3 separate regions of the Homo sapiens genome follow, and all the other regions are linked to region 1. Evidence: read pairs that join two places in POLR2A ChIA-PET (ENCODE). Cell type or tissue: PC-3. All regions are shown on one strand. Region 1 has its middle 12 kb from the start of CYTH3. Region 2 overlaps RAC1 (Rac family small GTPase 1). Region 3 overlaps CYTH3 (cytohesin 3).

The links. ChIA-PET counts read pairs that join two places held together with the same protein. Peaks named below come from ENCODE experiments on the same cell type or tissue, not always from the same donor. Only the 100,000 strongest peaks of a DNase experiment are listed, where the experiment ranks them.
Region 2: POLR2A ChIA-PET joins it to region 1 with 6 read pairs; 5 of 35 experiments call an interaction of 5 or more read pairs at or near these places.
Region 3: POLR2A ChIA-PET joins it to region 1 with 8 read pairs; 6 of 35 experiments call an interaction of 5 or more read pairs at or near these places.

The regions. Positions count from the first base shown.
Region 1 is chr7:6,282,814-6,286,813 of GRCh38, forward strand. No RefSeq gene overlaps it. Among named protein-coding and RNA genes, the nearest start is that of CYTH3, 12 kb to the left of the region's middle. RefSeq lists enhancers at 1-809, 810-1,691. In PC-3, no CTCF peak of the experiment used is centred here; DNase peaks (open chromatin) are centred at 768, 1,428, 1,738, 2,128 and 1 weaker place; H3K4me3 peaks cover 643 bases; H3K27ac peaks cover 2,967 bases.
Region 2 is chr7:6,386,817-6,390,816 of GRCh38, forward strand. It overlaps RAC1 (Rac family small GTPase 1), which reads left to right. Exons shown (of 6, transcript NM_006908.5): 2 at 396-467. Among named protein-coding and RNA genes, the nearest start is that of RAC1, 14 kb to the left of the region's middle. In PC-3, no CTCF peak of the experiment used is centred here; no DNase peak of the experiment used is centred here.
Region 3 is chr7:6,188,528-6,192,527 of GRCh38, forward strand. CYTH3 (cytohesin 3) reads right to left here. Exons shown (of 13, transcript NM_004227.4): 2 at 1,922-2,004. Among named protein-coding and RNA genes, the nearest start is that of CYTH3, 82 kb to the right of the region's middle. In PC-3, no CTCF peak of the experiment used is centred here; no DNase peak of the experiment used is centred here.

The DNA of each region.
Region 1 (4,000 bases):
GGTGTGATCTTGGCTCACTGCAAGCTCCGCCTCCTAGGTTCATGCCATTCTCCTGCCTCACCCTCCCAAGTAGCTGGGACTACAGACATCTGCCACCACGCCCAGCTATTTTTTTTTTTTTTGTATGTTTAGTAGAGACGGGGTTTCACCGTGTTAGCCAGGATGCTCTCAGTCTCCTGACCTCGTGATCCGCCCACCTCGGCCTCCCAAAGTGCTGGGATTACAGGCATGAGCCACCGCACCCGGCCAGACATGACACTTTGAAAAGCACAATCCAGCCGGGCATGGTGGCTCACGCCTGTAATCCCAACAGTTCAGGAGGCCAAGGCAGGCAGATTGCTTGAGCTTAGGGGTTTGAGACCAGCCTGGGCAACATGAAGAAACCCTGTCTCTACCAAAAACACAAAAATTAGCCAGTCATGGTGGTGCACATGCCTGTAGTTCCAGCTACTCAGGAGGCTAAGTTGGGAGGATGGCTTGAGCCTGGGAGGCAGAGGTTGCAGCGAGTCGAGATCACACCACTGCACTCCAGCCTGGGAAAAAGAGCCAGAGTCTGTCTCAACAACAACAACAAAAACACATGATCCATAAAAGAAAAAACATCAATAAACTGAACTTCATCAAAATTTAAAACTTATACTCTGTGAAGGACCCAATTAAAAGGATAAAAAAAAAAGCCACAAAGGGAGAAAATAATTGCAAAAATATTTCCAATATTTGCAGGGAGAAATGTGTTGCATATCTGAAAGCTTACTCATTCCTAGAATGTATAAAGAACTCTAAAACTTAGCAGGAAAAAAAAGAATCCAGGGTTGGGCGTGGTGGCTCATGCCTGTAATTCCAGCAATTTGGGAGGCCGAGGCGGGCAGATCACTTGAGGTCAGGAGCTTGAGACAAGCCTGGCCAACATGGTGAAACCCCATCTGTACTAAAAATACAAAACATTAGCCTGGCATGGTGGTGGGCGCCTGTGATCCCAGCTACTCAGGAGGCTGAGGCAGGAGAATCTCTGGAACCTGGGAGGCGGAGATTGCAGTGAGCCCTCAAGGTTGCGCCACTGCACTCCAGCCTGGGAGACAGAACAAGATTCTGTCTCAAAAAAAAAAAAAGTTATGTTCGGCTGGGCATGGTGGGTCATGCCTGTAGTCCCAGCGCTTTAGGAGGCTGGGGTGAGCGGATCCTTTGAGCCCAGGAGTTTGAGACCAGCCTTGGTAACACAGCAAGACCCCATTTCTACAAAGAATACAAAAATTAGCTGGACGTGGTGGCATGAGCCTGCAGTTCCAGCTACTCGGGAGGCTAAGGCAGTAGGATCACTTGAGCCCAGGAGGTGGAGGCCGCAGTGAGCCGTGATCCTGCCACTGCACTGCAGCCTAGGCAACGGAGTGATTTCATTGTCTCAAAACAAACAATCAAAAAAGTTATGTCCCAGCAAAACCACAGACATGAATACTCACAGCAATTTATTCGTAATAACCAAAAACAGGAAACAACCAAGGTGTCCTACAATAAGTAAAAAATTAAACTGGTACGTCCATACCATGGAATACTACTCAACAATAAAAATATGAACAAACAATATGAGCATCAGTTTGGACGCATCTCAAGGGCATTACATTGAGCGATAAAAGCCAATCTCAAAAGATCACATACTATAGGAATTCATTTATGTAACATTTTCAAAATGACAACATTGTAAAGATGGAAAACAGATTAGTGATTGACAAGGGTTGGTATGTTCGTGGGGGAGGAGAGTGGTGTGACTGCAGCAGGGAAGCAGGAGGCTCTCTGGCATTTGAGATCATGGAACAGATCTGTATCATTTTTCAGGAAGTGGGAGACAGTGTCTCACTCTGTTGCCCAGGCTGGTGCAGTGGCACAATCACAGCTGACTGCAGCCTCGACCTCCCGGGCTCAAGTGATCCTCCCACCTCAGCCTCCCGAGTGAGTAGCTGGGAATACAGGCGCGAGCTACCACACCCAGCTAGTTTGTTAAGTTTGTTGTTGTTGTTGTTGTTGAACGGCTGTTGCCCAGGCTGGTCTTGAACTCCTGGCCTCAAGTGATCCGCCCACTTCCGCCTCCCAAAGTGCTGGAATTACAAGCATGAGTCATCGAGCCTGGCCCAGATCTGTATCCTGATTGCGGCGATGATCGCATGGATGGATCTACCTGTGTGATACGATGACACAGAACCACATACACCCTTTATGCCAATGTCGAACTCCTGGTTTTGATATTTTACTACAGTTACATGAGATGTCACCCAGCGGGGAAACTGGGTGGACAGCAGGGGACAAGGGCATCCTGGGGCTCCTCCCCTGGCAGCTTCTACTCTGGGCCCCCATGGAGCTGGCGAGACGCTGAGAGCTGCACTACAGCAGAGGCCCTTCCTTCCTGTCTTTTCCTGACGTCCCATCTGTACTAGAAGTTTCCCCTGTTGTGCAGCTCCCTCACCACGCAGCCCTGAATGAGCTCCCCCACTTCTAACTGCCTCCTAGAAGCCCCAACTTCACAGGGGCTACCTAGGGTTGGCTGGCATTAACTGGGAAAGGCCTCGAGGGAATAAAGATGATTGAACCTCAACAACAAACGAAATGCAGTATTGCTTAAAAGAGAGGTAGAGCTGGGCACAGTGGCTCACGCCTGTAATCCCAGCACTTCGTGAGGCCGAGGTGGGGGGATCACTTGAGGTCAGGAGTTCGAGACCAGCTTGGCCAACATGGTGAAACCTCGTCTGTACTAAAATACAAAAAATTAGCCGGGTGTGGTGGCACACGCCTGTAGTCCCAGCTATTTGGGAGGCTGAGGCAGGAGAATCACTTGAACCTGGGAGGCGGAGGTTGCAGTGAGCCGAGATCGCGCCACTGCACTCCAGCCTGGGTGACAGAGTGAGACTCCGTCTCCAAAAAAAAAAGAGAGAAGACACACACAAGGAAGTGTGTGACAATGGAGGCAGACATGGCAGCAATGCAGCTACCATCTACGGAATACTAAGGATTGCCGGGAGCCACCAGAAGCTGGAAGAGAGGCCTAGAAGGATCCTCCCCTTTTTTTTACTTTTTTTTTTTTTTTTTTTTTTTTTTTTTTTAGACAGAGTCTCACTCTGTTGCCCACACTGGAGTGCAGTGCTGCGATCATAGCTCACTGCAGCCTTCAAGTGAGCTCAAGCAATCCTCCCACCTCCAGCCTCCCGAGTAGCTGGGAGCACAGGTGGGTGCCACCACATATGGCTAATTATTGTTTTTTGTTTGTTTGTTTATTTTTTGAGACACAGTTTCGCTCTTGTCACCCAGGATGGAGTGCAGTGGCACGATCTTGGCTCACTGCAACCTCCGCCTCCCGAGTTCAAGCAATTTTCCTGCCTCAGCCTGGGATTACAGCCGTGCACTACCACGTCCAGCTTTTTTTTTTTTTTTTTTTTGGTATTTTTAGTAGAGACGGTGTTTCACCACGTTACCCAGGCTGGTCTCGAAATCCTGGCCTTAAGCTATCCTCCTGCCTCAGCCTCCCACAGTGCTGGGATTACAGGCGTGAGCCACCACGCCTGGACAACTTCTGTTGCTTTTAAGACCCCGATCTGCAGTCATTGTTACAGCAGCCCTAGGACCCTAATATTGTTTGATTCTGTCTCTTTGGTGGTCTCTGGTAAGTGGAGTCTTTTGCTAAGGACGCCCAGAGAAGACAGTCTCCACCATCCCGGAACTGTGCACACGGCTGGCTCACAGAGAAAATACATCCCAGATTGATTCCATCTGGGAAGTGAAGGATTGTCTTCTACAAAAGGAAACAGGAGACACAACCTCAAGCATGCAACATTTTGCTGTGTGTAAAAAAGGAGCTGGAAAACAAGCAAACAAAAATCCCATTCTGGCGCCGCCACACAAATGCACTGCCCAGGGCACAGTCTCCCCTCGGCGCCCGCCTGCTCATCAGAAGATGGCCAGTCAGCTGGCTGGAAGCTTAGTCACGGCCCTTCTAACCCCTCCACACTGCCAAGTT
Region 2 (4,000 bases), 100 kb after region 1:
AAAAAGAAAATATCTTCAGGATCAAACTTAAGATTCTTGATGAGAGGCTCTACAGATGTTCACAGAAGAGACGTGAAGTTTTAAAATCTTGTTTCTCTTGAGTCTTGTAGCTAGGTGACAACTGTTTCTTGACTATTAATGCTAACACCGGGTACCTAAACAGAATGTGATGGCTCCTGACTCTATCTTTCTGAGAAATTCTAGTTTGTTTACTTTAAATTTCAGGGTACCAATGTGTATGTGGTGATAAAGGGTTATAGAAAACATTTTCTTTAATGCTAAGTATGTGATGTATATGCCTTGATTTTTTTTCTCTAGAAATTATTTTAACTTAATAGTGAAAGCTAAGATTACATTCATGTTGACTAAGCAACCTTTTTTCTCTTTCTCTTTAGAGCTGTAGGTAAAACTTGCCTACTGATCAGTTACACAACCAATGCATTTCCTGGAGAATATATCCCTACTGTGTAAGTATCTTAAATTGGGAATTAACCTGTTTGTGTTACGGGTTTCACATTTCTTTGACCATTTGTTTTGCTGTAAAGCCATCTTTAATCCTCATATGAACAGATACTAATTTTTTCTTAAACATTCACTGAAACCTAATTATAAGGTATATTAGGCTTTTAAAAAATAGGGCTGGGGGTGGTGATCTCAGCACTTTGGGAGACTGAGGCGGGTGGATCAACTGAGGGTCAGGAGTTCGAGACCAGCATGGTCAACGTGATGAAACCCCATCTCTACTAAAAATACAAAAAATTAGCCAGGTGTGGTGGCGGGTGCCTGTAATCCCACATACTTGGGAGGCTGAGGCAGGAGAATCACTCGAACCGTGGAGGCGGAGGTTGCAGTGAGCCAAGATCACGCCACTGCACTCCAGCCTGGGCAATGAGAGCGAAACTCCATCTCAAAAGAAAAAAAAAAAAGAAACTTAGGGTAATATAAACTTTTCACAACTTTGCTAGTTGATTTTTAGACATCCAGAAAGCAAACTTTAACTGTCTGTGAGGTACAGAGACTGGATGATGTTAAAGAAAACCATAGTTGGACACAAGAACTCTGACCAAAAGTCTGATCAGAAACAGTCCTTGTCAGTGCACGAGTTTCAGATACACTGGCTTTCTGGGAACTGGAAAGGGAAAGATTCCATTACGTTTTAATTGGCCTTTTCTGATAAGTCATCAGTTGGTTACATGTCCGCATTGAGGTGTAGGGCTTTGGAATTGAAACTTGGGTGTGTGTGTTGAAGGGGGAATGGGAGGGTGGAATTGGCTATTGAATTGCTTACTCCCTATAGGCAGCAGAATTGGGTGGAGACAGGAAAGTGCTGCTCTGGTGATGGGTTACCCGGGAGCGCACGTAGCTGAGCCTCATAATGCACCATCCTGCAGCTGCTGTGAGTCCTCCCTGTGCAGGCTGGGGAGGTGTCGCCTCCTCCCCACCTGTGTTCACCTCCTCAGGCACAACACACACCCAGGTGCTCTCTGAAGTGTCGTACCCATGTTTTTGTTGTTGTTGTTGTTGTTTTCCTTTTTTTTTTTTTTTTTTGGAGTTAGTCTCTCTCTCTTGCCCAGGATGGAGTGCTGTGATGCGATCTCAGCTCACTGCAGCGTCTGCCTCCTGGGTTCAAGTGATTCTCTGCCTCAGCCTCCCAGGTAGCTGTGATTACAGGCATACACCACCACACCTGGCTAATTTTTGTTTCTTTAGTAGAGACGGGTTTCACCATGTTGGCCAGGTTGGTCTCAAACTCCTGACCTCAGGTGATCTGCCCACTTCAGCCTCCCAAAGTGCTGGGATTACAGGCGTGAGCCACGGCACCCATTTTTTACTGTAAGTGGAATCATGCTGTCCCTGTTGTCCTAAATTTATGGGGGAGATTTTCCTTATCTACATATGTAGATAAAGGTTTAATCATTAATGATTAATGATTTTGAAGTACTATAACTGATTTAACCCACTGGTCACTTGGACTCTTGGTGTTAACAAACATTGCTGGGTTCAGTGTTGTCCCTTATGTCTTTGTGTACACTTGATAGATTATTAGAAGCAAAATCGTGCCAAATCAAAAGACAATGGATGTTTTAAATTTTGGTAGATACAGCTGGGCGTGATTGCTCACGCCTGTAATCCCAGCACTTTGGGAGGCCAAGACGGAAGGATCACTTGAGGTCAGGAGTTCGAGACCAACCTGGCCAACATGTTAAAACCCCCACCTCTGCTAAAAATACAGTAGTTAGCCGGGTGTGGTGGTGCACTCCTGTAGTCCCAGCTACTCAGGAGGCTGAGGCATGAGAATTGCTTGAACCCGGGAAGCAGAGGTTGCAGTGAGCCAAGATTGTGCCACTGCACTTCAGCCTGGGTAACAGAGTGAGACTCTGTCTCCCAAAAAAAAAAAAAAATTAAAAAATTATTTTTTGGTAGATAACTACCAAATTGCTGTCTATAAAGCTGTCACTTTGCTGGCCTTGACTTAAGTGGCCTCTTAGTACACACTGCCATTAACGTGGGTTGAAGTTATCTAACCGTTTTCATTTCCAATCACAGATGTGGTTAAAATCTTTTGAATTTTTTTTTTTTTTAATTAAAAAAGTTTGCTCACGCCTGTAATCCCAGCACTTGGGGAGGCTGAGCTGGGCGGATCACTGAGGTAAGGAGTTTGAGACCAACTTGGCCAAGATGGTGAAACCCTGTCTCTACTAAAAATACAAAAATTAGCTGGGCATGGTGGCACATGACTATAATCCCAGCTATTCGGGAGGCTGAGGCAGGAGGATTGCTTGAACCTGGGAGGTGGAGGTTGCAGTGAGCCAAGATTGTGCCTCTGCACTCCAGCCTGGGCAACAGAACAAGACATTGTCTCCAAAAAAGAAAAAAAAAATATGTGTTTTTGTAGAGCTATGTTTTGCTATATTGCCCAGGCTGGTCTTGAAGACCTGGCCTCAGGTGATTCTCCACCTTGGTCTCCCGAAGTGTTGGGATTACAGGCGTGAGCCACCACACCTGGCTCTTTTGAATGTTTACTGTACATTTTTAGTCTCTTGTGAATTGTCTGTTTAAATCTTTTGTATTTTTCTACTGAAATTTTTTCTTACTGATGGAACATTTCCTTCCTTCCTTCCCTCCCTCCCTCTCTCCCTCCCTTCCTCCCTTCCTTTCTTCCCTCCCTCCTCCTCTCCCTCCCTCTCTCCCTCCTTCCCTCCTCTCCTACTCCTTCCCTCCTTCCCTCCTTCCTTCTCCTTTCTTTTCCCCTCCCTCCCTTGCTCCCTCCCTCCCTCCCTTTTTTTTTTTTTTTTTTTTTGAGATGGGGTCTTGCAGTATTGCCCAGGCCGGACTTGAAGTACTGGTCCTTCCACCTCAGCCTATTGAGTAGCATGCTCCACTGCACGTAGCCTGATGGAACGTTTTGTAAATAATCCTCAGTCTGTCATTTGTCTTTGTACTTCATTATGGTGTCTTCTGCCATATAGAAATTTAGCATTTAATGTAAATAATACCACCTTACCCGGGCACGGTGGCTCACACCTGTAATTCCAGCACTTTGGGAAGCTGAGGTGGGCGCATTATGAGGTCAGGAGATCAAGACCAGCCTGATCAACATGGTGAAACCCCATCTCTACTAAAAATACAAAAATTAACCGGGCATGGTGGCGTGCACCTGTAATCCCAGCTCCTCAGGAGGCTGAGGCAGGAGAATCACTTGAACCCAGGAGGTGGAGGTTGCAGTGAGCCGAGATCGCACCACTGCACTCCAGCCTGGGTGACAGTGAGATTCTGTCTCAAAAAAAAAATAATAATAATAATGATAATACCACCTCTCCCTCAGAATTGTATGTTGTACTTAGAAAGGCCTTTCCTACTTAAATAATGCAAAAGTATGCTCTAGTATTTTTTTCTAGGATTTTTGTGGCTAAAATTTTTATCTTTAATTCATTTAGGACTTATTTTTGGTATAGAATGAGGCAAGGACCTGATTCTTTTTCCCTTATGGGGAAAAAAA
Region 3 (4,000 bases), 94 kb before region 1:
CTCAGGTGTGTTTAGGTCAGTGGTCTCAGGATCACTTGTATCACCTTGAATGAGATGAAGCACCATGGACAGAGCCCGGGGGTGAACAGAACTGACTCAGGGCACTCAGAGAAGCCAAATGCATCCAAGGGGACAGACCCCCTTTCCCTTGATGTGACCCCTACTAATGAGACTGACCTCTGGAAGCCTCCAACTTCCCTGGGCCTCAGTGTGCTCACTGATAAAATGAAGTAGTTAGAGCTAGATTACGATTCCACATTTATCCAGCAGGCTGATTACTAAGGTCCAAATAATATACATCCTTATTCTTCAACCAGAGACCAATTCTGGGTTATCTGATTTTCCCAAGAATGAAGGGTAACCTTAGAAGAAAAATTTCCATGAATTACCTTTCAAATACAAAGACATTTTTATTCAGGACCCTATTATATGCCAAGACACTCGGACTTAAAACGCAAACTCCTAGAAAGGAGCTATTGTCTGGGACAAGGCCTGTCCTTGCCGTGGCCTGTGAAGCCACATTTATTTTGGCAATGACAATGACTAGAAAGCTTCTCAAAGAAGACCTCCATGTCTGATTGACTTTCCCAAGGAAGCCCCAAACGGAAGGAGCCAGGGCCGGCCCTCTGAATCACTTCTGTAACAATCACAGGCTCTCCCACGCCGAGACGGTGGCTTTATTCACATGCTTCTCCTGTGGGACCGCCCTCTACCCCATCCTCTGAGTAAAGTACACAAGTGTGGAAGAGCCCATGTTTGTGTGCCTGTGTTTTTATTTGTCTTTACTTTTTCTTTTTTTTAGACAGGGTCTTGCTCTGTTGCCCAGTCCGCAGTACACTGGCACAATCACAGTTCACTGTAGCCTCAGCTTCTTGGGCTCAGGTGATCCTCCCACCTCAGCCTCCCGAGTATCTGGGACTACAGGTACAAAACTTAGCTGGGCATGGTGGCGTGCATTTTTTGTAGAGATGGGGTTTGACCATGTTGCCCAGGCTGGTCTTGAACTCCTGGGCTCAAGAGATCCTCCTGCCTTGGCCTCCCAAAGTGCTGGGATAACAGGTGTGAGCCGCTGTGCCCGGCCTAATGTGTCATCCTACTCCTACCACCTGGTAGGCACTTGGTACACAGCTGGAACCCAATACATGCCCACATATTCACTCAAAGGGCATCTGAGAGCCAAAAATGGAACAGGCAATGTTCTAGGTGCTAGAACATTAACATATTGGTGGCTGGGCGCAGTGGCTCACGTCTGTGATCCCAGCACTTTGGGAGGCTGAGGTGAGCGGATCACGAGGTCAGGAGATCAAGACCAATCTGCCTAACACAGTGAAACCCTGTCTCTACTAAAAATACAAAAAATTAGCTGGGTGTGGTGGTGGGTGCCTGTAATCTCAGATACTCAGGAGACTGAGGCAGGAGAATGGCGTGAACCCAGGAGGCAAAGGATGCAGTGAGCCCAGATTGTGCCACTGCACTCCAGCCTGGGCAACAGAGCGAGACTCTGTCTCAAAAAAGCAAAAAGAAAAAAACAAACAAAAAAACATATTAGTTAACGAAAGAGGGTCTCAGTGCACAATTTGACAGAGCAATGCGCTCGTGGCTTGCTGCTGCTTTAGATGATACGCTGCCTGTGGCCCTGGGTTTGCGAGCTGGCTACTGCTGACCTCAGTTCTACGATGTCTTGATTTCTACCCGGGGTCTCACTGCCTGTGTGGAGTCTTTGCTTTCCCAACTTGATAACTTTTCACTCTGTCTCTTTGTGTAGTTCTTATATGCACACACTAAACATCTTTTTTTTTTGTTATTTTTTGTTTTTGGGTTTTTTTTTTTTTTTACATTTTTGTGAGGCTACTCTTTTACTATTTTACTCAAAAGCAAAAAACAGAGTTTTGGATTTTTGGTTTTTTTTTTTTTTTTTTACCTCAATGTCATCAATAAGTTCCTTTTTTCTTCGACGAATGTCTAGAAGTTCTTCTCTCTCTTCTAATGAGAGGTCTTCAGGCACTGAAAGAAGAAAAAAATAATTAACTACTTTGGAGAACACATTGGCAACATCCAGCAAGGTTGAGGTGGGTACATGCTGCCACCCAGCAATTCCATACGCAGGTATTTATCCTAAAGAAATGCTCCCATTGAGACTGTATCTGAGACACTCATAGGAGCGCTCTTTATAACCAGAAAACAGCCTAAATATTCATCAGTAAGAACACGAATAAATTGCGGTACATTCATAAAATAGAATCCCATCCAACAAAAATATTTTTTCAGGCCAGGCACGGTGGCTCATGCCTGTAATCCCAGCACTTTAGGAGGCTGAGGTGGGTGGATCACTTGAGGTCAGGAGTTTGAGACCAGCCTGGCCAACACGGTGAAACCCCATCTCTATTAAAAATACAAAAATCAGCTGGGTGTGGTGACGCATGCCTGTAATCTCAGCTACTCGGGAGGCTGAGGCAGGAGAACTGCTTGAACCCAGGAGGCGGAGGCTGCAGTGAGGCAAAATCACATCACTGCACTCCAGCCTGGGCAACAGAGGGAGATTCTGTTTCGGGAAAAAAAAAAAATTAAAAAGAATGAGCTAAGTCTATCAATATGGATGAGTCTCACAAATAAAATGATGACTATGAAAGAAGGCTAAATTCAGGCACGGTGGCTCACGTCTCTAATCCCAGCACTTTGGGACACTGAGGCAGGAGGATCGCTTGAGCCCAGGAGTTCAAGACCAGCCTGAGCAAGATGGTGAGATCCTTTCTCTACAAAAATTAAAATAAATAAATAAATAAATCAACATAGACAGCGCCCAGGAAAAGACCACAGGCCGACGAAAATATGATTCACAGCAGAGCTGACACTCAGCTCAAAAACAGACTGGACTCTTCAATAAATATGTGTGAAAACAGTTATTTATATGGAAAAAATAAAAGCAGATTGTATGTTATCAATCACACATATTTTCAATCAATTACAAGTGGATTAAAAGTATAAATGTGAAGGGGAAACGCTACACAATTTTTAGAAGTAAATACAGGAGAATTTTTTTTATAATTTCAGGGTAGGGAAGGACTTTTTTTTTTTTTTTTTTTTTTGAGACAGAATCTGACTCTGTCACCCTGGCTGGAGTGCAGTGGCACAATCTTGTCTCACTGCATCCTCCGTCTCCTGGGTTCACTGCACTCAGCCAGGGAAGGACTTCTTAAACAAGATAGACAAAATATAAATCACAAAGGAAAATATTAATACATTTAATTATATCAAAGTTAAGAAACTAGGCCAGGCAAGGTGGCTCATGCCTGTATCCAAGCACTTTGGGAGGCCAAGGTGGGAGGATCACTTGAGGCCAGGAGTTCGAGACCAGCCTGGGCAATACAGTGGGACCCCCATCTGAACTAAAGAAAATGAAAAATAGCCAGGCATGGTGGTGCATGCCTGTGGGCCCAGTCACTTTGGGAGCCTGAGGTGGGAGGATCACTTCAGCCCAGGAGTTTGAGGCTGCAGTGAGCTATGATCATGACTGTGAGGCTGACTGTGCCACTGCACTCCAGTCTGGGCAACACAGAATCTGTGTCTCAAAAAAAAATTAATAAATAAAAACTTTATTCTCCAAAAGTTCCACACCACAGAGTGAAGAAGAGCTGAGCCAGAAACTGCCAAAGAATTCGGATTCAAAATATGTAACTCCTACAAATTATATTATTGTTTTTTGTAGAGACAGGATCTCACTCTGCTGGCCAGGATCTCACTGCAGTGAAATGCTGCAATGGCTCACTGTAGCCTTGAACTCCTGGGCTCAAGCAATCCTCCCACCTCAGCCTCCCAAGTAGCTAGGATTACAGACATGCGCCACCATGTCTGGCTAATTTTTTTTTTTTTAAATTTAAAGACAGGGTCTTGCTATGTTGCCCAGGCTGGCCTTGAACACCTGGCCTGAAGCAAAACTCCTACCTTGGCCTCCTAAAGCACAGGGATTACAGATGTGAGCCACTGTGCCCAGCCACAAGTC